Linked DNA regions of Homo sapiens: region 2 is linked to region 1. Evidence: chromatin contacts called from ENCODE Hi-C data. All regions are on one chromosome and are shown on one strand. The core of a region is the stretch at or near the end of the contact, and the rest is flanking DNA. Distances in the headings are between cores, read along the strand shown. Region 1 overlaps PRKCE (protein kinase C epsilon). Region 2 overlaps PRKCE (protein kinase C epsilon).

Region 1 (4,943 bases), core at 1,571-4,070:
GCCAGGTGTCAACTGTGGAGAGCAGGGCCAAGGTAAGCAGGTGGCCTTTGCCTTCCAACAGGAAGATATTAGATTTGAGCCACCGTGTTGTTTTGCTTAACAGGAATGCTGCGGCAGCACTGTGTAGGAAGACGTGGGGACGGGAGCCACTGAAAGCAGCAAGTCTGTACAAGAGATTCTGAGGCACCTGACAGTGAGGAGCACCTGGGCTAGCGTGGTTGCTATGGGAATAGAAAAGCAAGAACAACAGGTGCACATGGCATTTTTAAGGAGGGCCAAGGCCTTGTGACTGAGAAGAAGGGAGAGGAAGCAGCCCAAGGTAACAGTGATATGCCTAGCGGACATTTGGAGGCTTAGCACTGAAACCCCCACTCTACGTGCGGAAGATCCCCATTGCATGATTGTTGATGGAAGGCAGAGCCCCAGGTCTTCTACAGAAGCCGAAGGAGTCCAACACAATTTTCCTCCCACTGTTTAGGTGTGTGGCCCACCTTGATCACACAGTCCTACCTGGGACTTGGAAACTTGACGGGGTGAAAAGGACACAGGGATGGTTTAGGATTCAGTCCCAGAGAAGGCATTCAGTAGTGATAGCCAGCATCAGGATGGGAGCAATGGTGGCAGCTTTTGTGGTACAACTTGGGCCGACTTTCCTGTGGCATGGCAGGGTGTGCTTTGCCAACAATACACCAGACTGCCCATTTCTTTTTTAGTTATGCAATGGGCTTCCAAAAAGTTCCTTGAGTCAGAATGAACAGCAACCCTAGGGGGTACATTACTGACTGCTGCACATTTCTGGTCGCTCTTTCTGCAAACAGAATGGTACGTATCAAAGTTCTATATTGGTAAAGGCTGTAAGGACAATCTATTTGCTATCAGTGTGTGTCGGGTAAATCTATATCCCATTAGGCCAGCTTTGCTCAAGCACATGCCACTTTCACTTTCCACTGCTGGCTGACAACTGACTAACCACAATATCAAACCCAACCCAATATCTACGCCCTTCCTAAAAGCCCTCATCTTCAAATACTCAGACGACACAGCCTCCAGCTCTGCTGAGCAGACAAAGCAAGCGACTTCATTGAGCACCTAACTTATGTTCCTTTCTGTTAGCCAACATTCCAAGGTCCAACTAGACCATGCGTGCTGTCAGGACAGGGGCCTAACATCTTCTAAATCCACTTCCATTGCATAATTCCACTCTATCCAACAAAATCTGACCTTAACCCATCCCTCAACCAGCATAGTGCCTTGTGCAGGGTAGGCACTCCATATACTTGTAGAGCTATCTGAATTTATTCATTCTAGGCAAAAATCTGAAAAGCCCCTCATGAGTTAAGTACATATTACTATGATGTTTAGAAAGTTTTGAAAAGACCAGGTGTGGTGGCTCACACCTGTAATCCCAGCACTTTGGGAGGCTGAGGCAGGCAGATCACTTGAGGCCAGGAGTTCGAGACCAGCCTGGCCACCATGGTGAAAATCCCATCTCTACTAAAAATATAAAAATTAGCCAGGTGTGGTGGTGGGCGCCTGTAATACCAGCTACTCAGGAGGCTGAGGCACGAGAATTGCTTGAACCTGGGAGGTGACCGTTGCAGTGAGCCGAGATCACACCACCGCAATCCAGTCTGGGAGACAGAGTGAGACTCTGTCTCACACACACAAAAGTTTTGAAAAGATACTGAGAAACAGAAGGAACAGAGAGTACTATGTACTGAAGTATTTCTATGACAGTTTCAAAATAATCCGAGGGAAAGAGGAAATGGGTACAAGTACAGATGAAGCAAGACTGGCCATGGGTAATAACTAAGCTAGGAATAGGTCCATGGGAACTACATTATTCTTTCTGCTTTTGATATTGAAATTGTCCATAATAAAAGCTTGAAAAGATTAAATCATAACTACCAAAATTAAAACGACTATCCTTCAGAGTCTAATCACCAAGGGAGAGGACTCAAATCTCCGGTAATGGTGATAAGTAATTGCTCTGGAACAGACAGTAAGCACTGAGCTCCATGTATTAGAAAAAGCTGGGATTCAGTAATAATGCTAAACCTCCATTTACTAGAGTGCTTTCAGGGAAAAAAGGCACTTCAATAAGGGACTGACCACTGAGGATTTGAGCCTAAAGAGCACAGAAGAGCGAAGGGGTAGTGACTCTATCCTCTGCACGGCTCATGCAGTTGCAGCCCACATGTTAATCTGTGTGGTTAACTGGAGGAGGAGTGCGTGACCTTTGTGTACATATGAAGCTGGTATCAGTCCCAGAATATCAAGCTCACTAAATCAGAACACATAAAAATGGAGGGAGCCACAAGCACGCTCATAATTCTGCAGATACAACTTCTGTAATTCTGCAGCTGCCATTTCCCATTCCTGGGAAGTCTATTTAAGGCATGCCTGACTTCCTATGGGAACACACCTAGTGTTAAGAAGCAGAGGTGTACACTCAGATTTGAGGGCTTCCCCCACCCCACCCCACCCCACCAACAGCCAGTACTGCATTTAAATACTTAAGCAGAAACTTCAAAAAGGATTTGCCTGAGAATGACACACACATGCCACAGACAAACTCTGTTAAGTATTAATGTAGAAAATCAAAATCAGTGGGAGATTTGCTATAAGACACAAGTTCATCGTTGAAGGTGTCCTCTCACCCTCTTCTGCATCATCCAGTTTTTGGAGGGCGCTTATGGACCATTTATGCCTGGTGCAGTTCTCATCACTGTCTCTAGGGCTTTGCTGTCCTGGCTGCAAGTCCTTATAAGGTGGAGTCGGCTTTCTCCCGCCCTCCATACATTTCACGTGGTACCACTGCAGCTGTCAGCTCTCCTGCACTCACACCCCACAGCGTGTTTCCCTCCCCCAACTCGGTATACTCTTAGTCGCTGAGCTCCTGCCCCAGCTGCCCCTATTTTTCTTAAGCTAAATGCAGTTCCTTCTCTGTAACACCATCTGCTTCTATAACAGAGCAACCCAAATGCTATGTGGTCTACAGATAATTAGTATTTTGTTGTAATTTCTAATTATGATCACAGGTTACCTCTTTGGGGGTATCTCAGGATAAGTCTCAGGCCATCTGAATTCCTGAGAGAACCCCACACGGGCTGGTTTTGCTGGTCAAGGTCTCCCCACTTTTGATTCTCCTTGAAGGGCAGAGCACCATCTGTACTTGAGGAAATCTTATCATCTTGACAGTAAACATTCCTGATGGAGGCTATTGAAAAGGTTAACTCCCTGGAAATCAGACAAGCCTTTTCTCCACAGTACTCCCTGGCTTGCTCTTTGGAAGAGTATTTCTGGCCAGGTGCGATGGCTCACACTTATGATCCCAGCACTTTGGGAGGCCAAAGCGGGTGGATCACCAGAGGCCAGGAGTTCGAAACCAGCCTGGCCAACATGGTGAAACCCCCATCTCTACTGAAATTACAAAAATTAGCTAGGCATGGTGGCAGGCACCTGTAATTCCAGCTACTGGGGAGGCTGAGGCAGGAGAATTGCTTGAACCCAGGAGATCGCGCCATTGCAGTCCAGCCTGGGTGACAAGAATGAAACTCCAGCTCAAAAAAAAAAAAAAAAAAAAAAAAGACTGTTGGGAAATACTACTTCTGCATTTTTTAAAGATGAGGCATGAGGCTTTCCAGTGGCCAAATGTTTGGGGAACCCTTGTATGCTGTATCCACATCTAGAGATTCACAACAAACATTAGCATAGTAAAGGCTTGGCAATTAAGACAGCTTCTTAACATATTGTTTCCCCAAATAATACACAGTGAGACTAGAGTTCTCCAGAACTCCTTGGGCTGTTGCAACTACAGCTTAACAAGTTTCAAAGGAGCTAAGCAGGAGCTAGAGGACAAACCCAGCGCCTTTTGCCACTTTTAATTCTTTGCCATCTGTTATATCTGGGATCATCCACACACACATTCCCCAAAATATTCACAACGATTCCATGTTCTGGCTATAACCTCAGTTCTGTTTTCATCTGCTGACTCTGGAAATCTAGGTCCATTTCTAATGATCACAGATCATGGGAGATAACAGTGGATTGGCTTCCAGCATACATTCTATCCTTCTAGTGTGCCCACCTCTCCTATGTGGGCAGAGGATGGGAAGCTAAAGCCAACTCTCAAAGTCCCTGCAGCTGCAGTTCCAGATATGATTTCAGTTGGGCCAGTTAGATGTGCTTTTGTGAAATTTAGAACGCCAAAGTGAGGCAGAGACCACATTTTGGCAGTAGCTGCCATTTGCTCAGCAAGCAAAGTCCAAGAGGCACCTGGTTCTTCTATGACAGTTTTAGCCAATGTTGCAGCATCCAGGTACCAACTTTGTGGGTTCCAGGAGGCAGGACCAGGACATCATTTGCAGATGCTGATCATAGCTGATGTGGCATGGTTCTAGAACCATAAAAGTCATGGCTTCCTGATTGTGGGACCCTCTCAATCATGGCTGTTGCAATGTGGTTCTGGAGAAGTGGCTTCATCTGTAGGAGTGGCAACAGCTTTCTTGGTGGTCTAGTTCTGTAGTGTGGTTCCGGGGTACTTATTCCTGAAACCGCCACCTAGAGACCTTTGTCTTCAGAACTCTTCATAGTTCTATAAGCCATTTAATTCCTTATAATAAATCCCTTCCTCTTGTTTGCTGTGATATATTCTGCTTTCTACAACTGAACCTCGACCTACACCCTAACTCAATCTGTGTTCCAGCAAGGATGATCTAGCTTCTCAGTTTCATCTTGATGGCTGTGGAATTTCAGACACAGATCGCTATCTATTGTCCATCTAGGTAGGAAGCCTTCTGCACGGTTGACTGTGGCCAAAATGCTGAGAGTATAACCTGCAAAGCTGACTTTCTGCAACCAAGCATGTATCCTGGGTCAGGCCCAATGGGAGGCCCTGCCTATCAAGCAGGAACGAGGCTAAAACTTCTGGAGGAGCAACT
Region 2 (4,826 bases), core at 1,535-4,034, 110 kb after region 1:
TGTCTCCATCTTACTCCAACAGCTCAGTCTGCCCGGTGCTGCATGTGAGGCAGAGGTTCGAGTTTGGCCTCCTGGTGTCATAGGAGCACTCCCATCTGTTGTGCTTCCTCGGCCTGGGTTGAGTGGTCTCCAGTTCACCACAGATCCCCTAACCCTGACCAGCATCTCTCAGTGCCACTGGCTCTGAGGGTAGTGGTCACCATAAGTTTGGAAAACAAAACCAGGTGCTACATAGGATGCCTGAGTGATGCCCAGTCAGAAGAACAGATCGTGTTCAGCAAGAGTCCTCATCCATCCCACAGGGACACCTGAAGTAGTAGCTCCCCTTCTACAGCGTTTCTCAAACCTCTGCCAGTCATGCACTGCCTCCAGCTTTCACCATATATGTTTACCACTTACATTTCTTTTTTTTTTTTATTCTTTTTTTGAGAGGGAGTCTCATCTGTCACCCAGGCTGGAGTGCAGTGGCATGATCTTGGCTCACTGCAACCTCTGCCTCCCAGGTCCAAGCAATTCTCCTGCCTCAGCCTCCTGAGTAGGTGGAACTACAGGTGTGTACCACCACACCCAGCTAATTTTTGTAATTTTAGTAGAGACAGGGTTTCGCCATGTTGGCCAGGCTGGTCTCTAACTCCTGACCTCAAGTGATCTGCCCGCCTCAGCCTCCCAAAGTGCTGGAATTAAAGGTGTGCGCCACCGTGCCTGGCCTCTTTTTTTCTTAAATAATTTTCTTTTAAAAGAAAAATGCTATAATACAACTTAAGAAAATTAGATTCACTGGCCATAGTATTTTTTAATGCAATGAAAATGAAATAATATCATGCTAAGGCCCTCTGCCTCTGTGTGAAGAGGGTGATAAGTATTAGAGAGATGGTAATGACACTCTAGCCCTAAGCTGAGAGTTTCTCTTTGATTTGATGAGAAGGACTGAAAGAAAATTAGAGGAAAAGGATAAGAAATACCTTTATATTTTTGAGGTATAGTACCAGATCTTAAGTGTACAGTTTGCTGAGTTTGACAAATCACATATACTCCAATAAAGACAAAAAACATTATCATTATTCCAGAAAGTTCTCCCCTTCTCCTTCACAGTCAAGTACCCAACCAAAGTCAACCACCATTTTCCTTTCTATCCCCATAGGTTCATTTTTTTCTGTTTTTGAATTTCATATTATTGGCTCACAGGCGTAGCTTCATCACTGTTAAATCAAAGTTCTGCTCATGTTATACTTTTGTAAGTGTTTGAAATTTTTCAAAATAAAAAGGTTTGTTTAAAAAAAAACAAAAAGCTAGGAGATGCCCTGTTCTTACTTTATCTAAAATCTTCTCTAGACCCTCTAACCCTCTAATGGGATGAGATCTACAATTTGGGGCACCATGAACTGGGAAGACATCAAATTAGGAAATTGGATTCCGACTTTGCAAATCCCAACACGAAGCTGATTATAGCACTGATTTGCCAAAGTTTCTCCGGCAAATCCCAATTAATCTGATTATCTTTTAAGCTCTCCAAATGTAAGTCTTCTCCTAGATTCACAGCCAGCCCACTTCTTCCTTTTTTGGCAGGTTCGGTTCCACACCTCACCCGCAAGTGGCCCTCACGCCTACAGGGGCCTTGTCAACACTGCTCCCTCTGCAAAGACCACCTTTCTCACTGCCTCCAATTCCATGTCTTCAGCTCCTTCCTTGGGATCCTGGCCAAGGCCAAAGCCTCTCCCCTCCCTTAAAATCAAGTTTACACTGCACATTTGCACTTGGCCTTCTTTGCTTTGCATTGCTACTTTTCTTTTAATATGAGCACACTTCATTCCTTCAACTAGACCCTGAGGTCCTTGAGCGCCAGCACAGAGCTCTCCTGACATCCAGAGAAGATATTGGATACAGCGATGCTAGTGGGTGAGTGTGTGTGTGACTGAACTGACATGAAATCTCCCTGCAGGTTGGATCCTAACAAAGTTCGAAGTCATGGCCTGGAAGATGAAGAAAGAAATGAATGGAGGCTGCAGCAGTTTCTTCAGACAGATCTATGCTTTCTGTGACTTTCCTATCACAGGTCCTGAGCCCCAGCACTACACATTCAGATTCAACAAGTCCGGAGTAGGGCTCTAGAGCTTGCACACTTCCCGGCTCCTAGAAGATTCTAAGATGGGAGGCTCGTGAGCCACACCCAGAGAAACACCATCCTGTGACCAGAGAACAGGTTAGGATACTGAACATCCCCTCATCTGCAGACCAAGAAAAACTGAGTTCTTGGCTAGCATGGAGCCTAACTTGTGTTTTAGTTAATTCTACTTCTGTCACTGGAGGTTGGATTAAACAGTAAGAGAACGACTTCCATACAACCAAAGGTGAACATAAGGTATAAAAAACCTGCAGATAGAAGTAGATTCCCAAGGAGGGAAATGCTGAAACCCAGCAAAGGAGATGACTGCAGTTCCTGACCTGAGACTCCGTCCTATTTCCCTTATGACATTACCCAGTGGTGCTTTTCCTGTTCCTAGAAAGAAAACCAACAGGGTGCAGCCTTCGGTGGGTGGGGGTCTATGTGTGCACAAGTGCACACAGTGATTTTTATATAAAAAGGCTCACCACAGGACAGCCACCAGCAGGATGATGCCCAGAGCACCGGCATTCTTACCATAGCTAAAGAAAACCCTGAGTATTTGGCCTCTGCAACCAGGGAACAAAGGGAGTTTTGAGATGGCTGTGCGTAAAGGAGCTGGAAGTCATTCCAGCATTTAGAGCTTCAATTGAAAATAAACAAACAGCCCAAGCCTTCCCCAGGACCCAGTCTGCCAAGCACCAGCCTGGGAGTGCACACTGGCCACTGGGGCCAGCACATGGCTATTTATATTCATAATCCAATTTGGACGGGGAAGGCGCATGAAAATAAATTGATTATCTTGAAACTGTAAGAGCAAAATTCATCAGGACAAAAAAGTAATGAAATAATATAGAGGAAGTACCTGAGTAGGTCATCTGAGGGGATGTTTCTCGTGAACTGTCTCCAACCCAGTTTGCTTTCTGGATTCAGACACGAGAAAACTGGCTGACAAAGTTCCAGAAATCACATGCCAACATGTGGATAGAGCTTTGCTGAGTATTTTTCCCCTTTTCTGGGTGTGTGTGTGTGAGTGTGTGTGTGTATGTGTGTGTATATATATATAGTTGTGTGTGTGTATAGATTGTTTGACAGAGGGTTGATTATCTCAACTCAGTTTCTAGCTGGTGAGGAAGAAAAGTGGACAGTTCATAAAAAACAACCATCTTTCCCAAATCTGAGGGTCAAACACAAGGGTACATTATCTTGGAAACACTGGCTTTCTATCTTAGGTCTTGCCCATCCTCTTTTCCCTAGAGGCTAGATTCAACTCTGCCTTCCCACAGGAACAATAGCAACCATTTATGACGCGTGTGGGATATGTCACCGGCTGGAGATGCACAGTCAGGAATAACCTGGGATGGGGACTCTCGGCCTATTTTAAAGATAAGGAAATGGAGGATCAGAATCGAAGTGACTAACCCAACACCACCTCGCTAATCAAGTGGGGACTTGGGATTAGAACCCAAGTCTGTCTGGGGTTTGTGTTGTGACACCATACTGCCTCCCTGAAAAAACCTAAGGACAGTCTCTAAAATCAACATTCATTCCCAGGAAATGGGCACTTGCTGGGGTCAAGTCGGAAGATGGGCCTGGACGAGAGGAGGCTTGGTAAAGCACTGATAGCTTGGAGTTGAGAAAGTATCCCTTTCTTAGCTCAGCTCCGAAGAGTTTACAAGACAGACTTAAGGAGAAACACTTTCACGGACTGCATCTATGAAGGCTGGCCCTTAATTTGAGCTTTCTTCTCTCTGTAGATGAATTATTTAAAAATAAAATAATTTTGATAAAACTCATAACCAAAAACGAGGCTCAAACCTCACCTCCATTTATTATCTATTGGTCCTGAGAAAGGATGTAACCTGTCTAGGATTCAGGTAATTTGTTTTTCAAGTGAGTAGACTGAAGAGGGATGGATGAGGCAGGACCCTGGACCAGGGTGGCTTCTGTGGTCCCCTCTAGCAATGAAATTGATGATTCTAATAACTAACAGAAGTAACCCCGCACTGTGGTGTCCTAGACACCACAGGAGTTTAGGAAAGTGATAATGAGAAGCTATTTTGAATATTTCTGAAAGCCTAAAGAAAAGCAAATATTTCACAGAGATCAGACCACACAGCAAACTACATTATCAGATGTAGCTGTTCCAATATCATGTCGGGGGCCGGGGGGCGGGCGCGGGTGGAGGCCCTGCATCAGCTGCTGGTGATGAGCATCTCTTGTTCTGAGTAAAGCTCCCTGCACCTGTTTCAAAGGTTCTGCCTGTATGCAGAACAGCCCCTCTGACACTTGCAACTGCAAATTTTGATTAATAGAAAATAACAAACAAATTGTCATTAAGGTAGGGGGAGGGGAGACTAATCAAAGATACTGAAGAACTGAATATGATCATTTAAGAAAAACAGGGCTGAGGTTGGACTCCCTGCGATAGGGTGGTAAGCAGGAGTCAGAGGTAGTAATTTGATTTCTTTTTGGTTTTGAGACAGGGTCATGCTCTGTCACCCATGCCGGAATGCAATGGTGCGATCACGGCTCACTGCAGCCTCAACCTCATGGGCTCAAGCAATCCTCCCACCTCAACCTCCCAAGCAGCTGGGATCACAGACATACTCCACACCAGGCTTTTTTTTTTATTATTATTTTGTAGAGATGGGGGGGTCTCCGTATGTTGCCCAGGCTGGTCTTGAACTCCTGGGCTCAAGTGATCCTCCCGCCTCAGCCTCCC

The links. A loop is a pair of places that touch in the nucleus more often than their neighbours do. Pooled maps may share reads with other maps.
Region 2: a pooled map shows a loop between it and region 1 (4-fold over the local background). The contact joins two enhancer-like sites. A Hi-C loop is called at or near these places in 1 of 168 maps with a recorded cell type or tissue (CD14-positive monocyte), 7 of 37 single-sample maps with no recorded cell type and 9 of 50 pooled maps.

What each region holds. Positions count from the first base shown.
Region 1 is chr2:45,887,113-45,892,055 of GRCh38, reverse strand. All of the region lies in intron 2 of PRKCE (protein kinase C epsilon), which reads right to left. Among named protein-coding and RNA genes, the nearest start is that of PRKCE-AS1, 210 kb to the right of the region's middle. RefSeq lists an enhancer at 1,560-1,709. Within about 2 kb of position 2,820, at least 12 of the 41 ENCODE cell types and tissues checked have a DNase peak (open chromatin) inside an H3K27ac peak, as active enhancers do.
Region 2 is chr2:45,781,091-45,785,916 of GRCh38, reverse strand. The region is part of intron 1 of PRKCE (protein kinase C epsilon); the gene reads right to left. Among named protein-coding and RNA genes, the nearest start is that of PRKCE-AS1, 110 kb to the right of the region's middle. Within about 2 kb of position 2,784, at least 2 of the 41 ENCODE cell types and tissues checked have a DNase peak (open chromatin) inside an H3K27ac peak, as active enhancers do.